Linked DNA regions of Homo sapiens: regions 1 and 2 are each linked to region 3. The links are chromatin loops, found by intact Hi-C in ENCODE. Cell type or tissue: Caco-2. All regions are shown on one strand. Region 1 overlaps TNFSF15 (TNF superfamily member 15). Region 2 has its middle 47 kb from the start of TNFSF15. Region 3 overlaps TNFSF8 (TNF superfamily member 8).

Region 1 (2,500 bases), 100 kb before region 3:
CCCAAGTTCTCCTTGGTGCCCTGGTTTTCCCTCCTTGAATCCAGTCTTTTCCCATCTCCTCTGAGCCATTTCTTCTCCATCAGTCCCTCCAGATCCTCTCTCAGCCCTTCCTGACCCTGCTCTGTCCTGTGAAGCTGACTCCTGGCTCAGTTGCCCCTGGACCTTTGAGCTCTGGCTTCCTCCTGAGCCTGGTCAATGGGATTGGATTGGAGGCAGGGTGGGGGATGGGGGAGCAGTCAGCATTCCCTCCTTCCTTCTGTGCTCTTGCTGCTGTTTTGGCAGTGACTGCCTTTCTCCCCAGAGCCCTTAGGTCTTCCAGGCAGGCCCTCTCCTAGGCTTTAGTTCTCTCTGGGTTTCTCTAACACTTCTCCCTCCATGTGCCCTTCATGCCAAGGCATGGTTGCTGGTTTCCCACTGTTGCTAGTGCTGGATGTTCCAGCCCTTTCAGTTCCCTTCAATCCGTCTGCATCTCAGCAAAGAGGCCCTTCTTTAAATCCCTTCAAACTCTTTAAATATTCTTCTACAAATGCACTTTCTTGAGTGAGCCAGCTGTTTCTTTTCAGGACCCTGATTGCTACATGAGCCCAGCCTCACCCCCATTTCCCTCTCCTTTTCTTCTGACACACTAAGAAGTTACAGAGCCTGGGCAAACCAGAGCTGCAATCATCCCCACACATCTGCTCTCCAGGAAGATGAATTTAATGATAATGGAATGGATGGTGTCAGCCTTATTCATTTCTTGAGCATCTGCAATTGGATAGGCACAGTGATAGATTCAGGTAGGGGCAGTAGCAGTGAGTAAAAAAGACCCCGTGCCTTCCTTCACCGAGCTTCCCGTCTAGTGACAGTGCATGTCTCCATCTCACCTTCTGGCTGGGCAAGTCATGGATCCTCCCTGGTCTGTAACATTCTGCTTGCTGGTCTTCTAGATAGACAAAGGCAGTCCTCGCCTTCTGCTGACCAAGGGCTCTCAGACATCATCTTGATCGTGGGAACCTGTCATGCCTCTGGGCTTCCTTCAGACCCCAGTGCAGGTTTCTGGAGGCCACTCAGTGTCTCATTCAAGGACAACTATCTCCTTCTGGCTAAAGAGGGACAGAGTCCCAGAGCACCAACTGGGCGCTGCAGTTTGACTTCCAGCAGAAACTGGCCCCTTGGTGGTCAAAGGGTCAAAGTCTGACTTCCCATGACCTGCGGTTCTTCTTTAACATAAACAGCATTTCCGGTTTGTCTGCATATTTCTACATTTTATGAGCAATGGCATCTGGCCATGAACGCTGCTGCCTGAATCACAGTCTGTTTGTTGACCCTGATGGGGCAGCGAGAATTACAGATTTTCCATGGCTTACTTGTGGTGTCTATGCTTTGAAACTGGCCAGGATTGCTTAGAGGCTAGGTTTCCAGTTAAACCCATTGAAAACCCATTTTTTTCCCTTTGCAATTTAATACTTTGAACTGAAATGAAATCAGCCACCATAGATTATGAAGGGACATTTTTAAAAAGGATATTACTGGAAAGACTCATTCCTTAGGTTTTGAGGTACATCTTTGTTGTTCCCAGCCAAGAATTATGTTTTCTTCTTGACACCTATCGCTGCCCCTACCATTGTTCTCCCTAGACTTCATATTCTTTTTCTGACTAGGCTTCTCCCAGGCCTCAGCAAGACCTTAGAGATAGACAACCAGGCAGGAGGTTCTTTCTTAAGCTCTAAAAAGAGAAAAAGTTCTAAACCCAAGAAAAAGAGTGGGTAAAGAAATTATAGCATCCACATATAGGAATGTGTATCTATAGCATCATGTTGTTGTGAATTCATTAGCATATAAATAAAATCATAATATATTAGCAGACTCAGAATAATCTCGTCTCATTAAAAAATCCGTTTTATATCTGGCATATAATTCTGTACAGAATTATATATCCCAAACTGTTAACAGTGGTCAGCTATAAGAGTTATGGGTAATGATGACTTTCTTCCTCTCCTTATCTGTATTTTCTAACTTTTTTCAATGACCGTGTTAGTTATGTAATTTTAAGTTTTTTTCTTAAATAAAAAGAATCTTCCCAAATTACCAGTATACTATGATTATAATTATCTAAAAAATATGAGGCTGAAGGTTATCCCCACAGTAAAAGAAGGGACTGTTCATTCCCTAGAAATATTGAGAATAAACACCAAATTGAACCTCTCCACCCCTCCCACTCTACATTTCCTCTGCATGTAGAAACAAGAAATGTGATACATCAAGAAACTCTATCCTCTGTCCAGAGCTGAAATAGTTGCCACTCACTGCAGAGAGTCCACTGCTCCTCCCCAAGGTCAGAGTGCCATGTGGCTTACCTGGAACTGCACACAGGCCTCTCCCTGGGCCCGGAGCTGGCTGACAAGCAGGTATGTGGTGAGTCCTGCAAGGAAGGGGAGCAACACCAGGCAGCAGGTGAGAGCCCAGCGTGCGCTGCTGCTCCTGGCCTTGGGCCTGCAGCTGCCGTGCTCTGGCAGCA
Region 2 (2,500 bases), 54 kb before region 3:
AGATGTTTGGTCCTTATTGGGAGATGCTTCTCCCTCTTGATTGAGAAATTTCAGACATTTCTTCTTGCAGCCCGCTTTCATTTCTTGTTCCAATTTTAATCTCCCCCCTCCCCCCGACCTTCTCCCCACTCAAAGTAAAAATGTGTATGTTGTGTAAGGAAGGAGGGTAAGGAAGGAGTGTTGTGCAACAGTTCTTCATTCAACGCAGTACTGCTCTGCCAAAAATTCTATTTGTGGTATTTATCTTTTCAGCTGAGTGGCTGACACTGGGGTGTGTACAATGTTTAACAAGAGAGAAAGTTTTATGCCTTTAACCTTTACAAGAAAGAAGGAACCCCCAGGGGCAACTGGCCCATCCAGTTTCTACTGAAGTTCAGACCTCTTAGGGTTCCTTGGCTCTTTTCTGAAAGTCATTGTGGCCATCAGCTCAGGGCAGAGGGGCCAGTCTACTATATTTACAACTATCAGGCTGGGTGCGGTGGCTCACGCCTGTAATCCCAGCACTTTGGGAGACCGAGGCAGGCAGATCACCAGGTCAGGAGGTCGAGACCAACCTGGCTAACGCGGTGAAACCCCGTCTCTACTAAAAATACAAAAAATTAGCTGGGCGTGGTGGCAGACGCCTGTAGTCCCAGCTACTTGGGAGGCTGAGGCAGGAGAATGGCATGAACCCAGGAGGCGGAGCTTGCAGTGAGCCGAGATTGTGCCACTGCACTCCAGCCTGGGCAACGAGTGAGACTCTGTCTCAAAAACAAAAAACAAAAAACAAAACAAACAAAAAAACCAAAAAGAACTATCAGGGTCACCCTATCATCAAACATGAATGGGGTGGCAAGAATGCTGCATGGCTTCCTTACTTCTTTTTACAAATTAAGAAAAATGCCAAACCAAATCTTGACCAAACCAGCTTTCTTTAGCTATTCCCTTAAAGTCACCCCACGTCCTGGCCATGTCAATTAACATGTGCCTGTACTTTCATGTCTTCTTGCTTTTGCCCAAGCTGGGCCCTCTGCCTGGACTGCCCTCTGCTACTTGCTCTTCTCCACCAGGCTGACTCCTACACTGGCTGCTCCTTGTAATAGGCTCAGGCTGGCCTCTTCTCTGTGATCTTCCCCATATGTTCACCTTTTCCCTCGCAGCAGATGACTTTCTTCGATTCTTCCTCTATTGTCCTGAGTTCTCAGATTAGCATTAACCTGGGAGCTCACTGGGACAGAAATCCCACTGGACTTGTGTCTGTAATCCAGTCACTATGGTTGTGTAGAGATTGGAAGAATAAATAAATGAATTAGTGAATAAAATAACTGAGAGTAGGCTGAGAAGACCCACTAGAATAATTTTTTTTTTTAGTTTCTTAGAACACTTTAGAGAAAATTTTCTTGATAGATTTTCAATCTTCATAATAGGGTAATAAAAATTGCATTAAAAAGTTTATTGTTTAAACAGTCATGTCACAAGTAATGAATGTAATGAATGTTTATTGTAGATACTTTAGAATTTACAGATAAGTAAGGAGCAAAGTACAGTCTCCTGTAGTTTTGCACCTAGAGACAACCTACACTGAATGTTTTGACATATATGCTTACATTTCATCAAACAAATATGAACATATGCAATTTCAAATACTGTATAAACTATTTTATAACCCCCCTTAATCACCTATTATATCATGAAAATCTTTCCTGTCATTAAATGTTTTTGTTTTCATAGCTGCATGATATTCAACTAAAGACATAATTTATTTAATGATTTCCCTGGATATAGGGTTTTTAGATGGCTTCCAATTTTTTTCTTTTTGTTGTTATGAGTAATGCCATAAGGAGCATCTTTGCAGCTAATATTTGTGCAAATTTATGTTTTTCTTCTCCTTTTTTGGAGAAGAAATAAAATAGTGAGGTCAAAGGACATACATATAATTTTCACGACTTTTGACACAAGCGGCCTCCTTGCCATTAAGGAAACTATACCATTTACACTCCCATTGAAGTGACTCCTTGTCGACACCTGGCATTGCCATTATTTTTAATATTTGGCAATTATTAGATGAGTAGAAACTGGTATCTAATTTTAAGATGCAGTTCTTTAATGATTGATGACATTGAACATCCTGTTTGCTGTTTGATCATTTGCTTTTCTTCTTTTGTGAATTACCTATTAATTATCTTCGTTCATGTTCCAATTGGTGGGTTATTTTTTTTTCTAGTAGCAATGATAATACTAATACTGGGGCTCACTGTTTGCTAAATTCTGTCATCTTATGCTTATAGTAACTGTGTGAAAAAGTAGGAGGTCTTACTTCCTCCTGACACCATGTATGTGGTATCTTTTCCAACACCACTTCTACTCTCTGACACCACCTGGGAGTCTTGTAATTCTATTCAATTCTGACACTAACTACCTGAAGTTAGTGTCAGACTCTAAGGTTTAAGGGCTCAGTCCCATAAGACTGCCTCCATTTTAGATGGCAGTTGCAAGTACTGGGTCATCTGTACTTCTGACC
Region 3 (2,500 bases):
ACTTCTTGAATGGAGCCCTTTTCAGGATACATAAGAGGTCTTCTGAGCAATTTCCTAAAAATAAGGAGACGATGCATTAAAATGTCTTTTGCCGTTTTGGGATCTGGAAATACCTGATCTTTTTCTACAACACTTTGATGGAGACAATTACCGTTCTGTTTTCCATTTTCAGAATAAGGAGAAAAGCTCTTTATTTCTCATTTTGCCATCAGGTATTTTAGGATTTTAATTTTTTAAATTTATTTTTATTGATTGCTTCCACTTGGACTTTTATGGAAGACTGTGGAAATCAGGGAAGGAAACAAATATGACATCCATTCCTATAATGTGTCAGGGGCCATTTTTTGGCACTATACGTATTTCATCTCCTTAATCTTTGCAGCAACTCTGTGAGAGGGGTATTATTAAGCCCCTTTTACAGATGGGAAAAAAATCTGGGGGCCACGCAGGTGAAATACATTGTTTCGTGGTGCCTTGCCAGGCAGTGGTAGTGAGAATGATAATACTGATAGTAAATACTGTCAACTTATCTACCACACACCAGAAACTAGTCTGGGTACTTTTACAGCTGGGTAATATATCAGCTAATCTAGTTCTCAGACTAATCCTGCAGGGTTAACTTTGATGCCTAGAGGTGGTCAATACCATCGCCTAAGTTCAGACAAGTTTGTGTAAATGCTGGAATTGCCCATGGCTAATTCCAGAGGCCAGGTTTCCTGTTCTAGGCTATTTTGCTAGACAACGAAGATAAAAACATCTTGGTGTTCAATTTTAAGAGGACACAGGGTTAAAGAAATCTTAACAGAAGTCCTGCTATTTGGAGCTTCCTTGGCAGAGGCAAACATAATATTATGTTATTATGGTATTTAAGAAATAAAAATATTTTTCATATATTCACTAGTGATGGTGGCTTAGCTTTTTTTTATTACAGTAACTACTTAATATTTTGTATGCAAAGATTCAAGTTATACATTTCCTGCAATGACACTTGAATTCAACTTATTCAGAGCTAATCTCTTCTTTGATCCTTGGTTTCCCCATGTGTAAAACTGGACAATCTTTGACCTGACATGGACATCTTCTCAAAGATGTCACCAGAGATGACCATGTAGTCCATCCATCAGACGGTAGGCAGCCAACGGCCCATTCAATGGAGCAGCCACACCCTGGGATATTTGCTCACTGCATTGCCGAGTAGTACCTGCTGGGCTCACAACCTTTCCCATTGCAGTCTCTGCCCAGCCCTGAGAAAGTCCCTCCTGGCCATCCTCATAGCTTCATGGGGGCTTTGGAGTGGTTGAAAGTTAAATGAAGAGTTCCCTCTGCTGTCTGAACAAGCTCACTGCGAGAGGCACTCCGGGCAGAAGCAGGGGCAGTTTTCCTCCTTATCTGCTGCATCCACATAGAGCTTCTGGTCCAAAGCTCTCTTGGTGGTGAGAGCCAGTGGGTCAGCTGTCATCCCCTTGGTTTCATCCTCATGCATCCTCTGATCAGTGCTCTGGTCCTGCCTGTTGCAGCCCACAGCCCACACTCTTGGGGTTTGTAGTCAGAACCCCAACACTAATGGCTGCTTATGCTCCTAATGGACTGTGACTATGGTTAGAGAGTCCTCCTGGCGTAGCCTCCTACTCTAAGCTGCAGAACATCAAGCCAGGGAGACAGACCTGGCTGTCTGTTTGCATGGAAGCCCTTTCTGACTCCTTTCGCCTGCAGGATCAGGCCCAAGCTCCTCAGCATGGCTTTCATGGTCCCCATTGTTCTGACTCCTACTGAACTCTCTGGTCTCACCCCTCACCTTCCCTCCTCCCCTTTCCCTTTATGTTCCAATAGTAATAATAACGAGGAGGAACAGTGATAATAATATGAATGGTCATAACTAATACATGTTGAGTGATAGCCATTTTCCAGGTACTCTGCTAAGTATGCTACATGCATTATTTCATTTAATTCTCACAATAACACGATAAGAGAGGTACCATAATTAAGTCTATCTTGTACATAAGGAAATGGACCCTTTTAAAGGTTAACTGACTTGTTCACATTCACACAGGTAGTCAGGGGTGGAGTAGAGATCCAAACTCAGGCTGCCTGACCGCTGCCCGAATGGATTCCTGACTGCTGTCCGGGAGTTTGGGGCTTTGCAGTCCCCCTAAACATACCATTTAGGAATGTTGATTTATCATTACACCTTGGCACTTGCTGGGCTCTCTACCTGGACTGCCTCCTTCACCAGGCAAGTTTTTCCTTGTTTGAAACACAGCCTAGCAGTCAGCTCCTCCAGGATACTTCCTTTGCCTATTTGCCCATTCTATCAGACAGTGAACCCTCAGGGCAGAGACTCCTGTTTATAAACCCCCACTGCCCAGTCTAGCAGATGCTCTGTAAATATTTGTTGAATTGAATCACCTAGTTCATCTTTCTTGTTTCCCTCTGTGGATACAGAGTAAGTACTTAGGACAACAGTGAGGTGAATCAGGACGCTTGGCTTGCCTTTTGCCTG

The links. Peaks named below come from ENCODE experiments on the same cell type or tissue, not always from the same donor. Only the 100,000 strongest peaks of a DNase experiment are listed, where the experiment ranks them.
Region 1: it touches region 3 in a loop (8-fold over the local background); 10 of 110 quality-filtered maps call a loop at or near these places.
Region 2: a loop joins it to region 3, with 4 times the contacts of the local background. A loop is called at or near these places in 8 of 110 quality-filtered maps.

The regions. Positions count from the first base shown.
Region 1 is chr9:114,803,464-114,805,963 of GRCh38, forward strand. It overlaps TNFSF15 (TNF superfamily member 15), which reads right to left. Exons shown (of 4, transcript NM_005118.4): 1 at 2,340-2,500. Among named protein-coding and RNA genes, the nearest start is that of TNFSF15, 1.3 kb to the right of the region's middle. In Caco-2, no CTCF peak of the experiment used is centred here; DNase peaks (open chromatin) are centred at 1,198 and 2,358.
Region 2 is chr9:114,852,165-114,854,664 of GRCh38, forward strand. No RefSeq gene overlaps it. Among named protein-coding and RNA genes, the nearest start is that of TNFSF15, 47 kb to the left of the region's middle. In Caco-2, no CTCF peak of the experiment used is centred here; DNase peaks (open chromatin) are centred at 337 and 1,107.
Region 3 is chr9:114,905,846-114,908,345 of GRCh38, forward strand. It overlaps TNFSF8 (TNF superfamily member 8), which reads right to left. Exons shown (of 4, transcript NM_001244.4): 3 at 1-54. Among named protein-coding and RNA genes, the nearest start is that of TNFSF8, 23 kb to the right of the region's middle. RefSeq lists enhancers at 1,501-2,123, 2,124-2,500. In Caco-2, a CTCF peak has its summit at 1,317 (motif pointing left); a DNase peak (open chromatin) is centred at 1,266.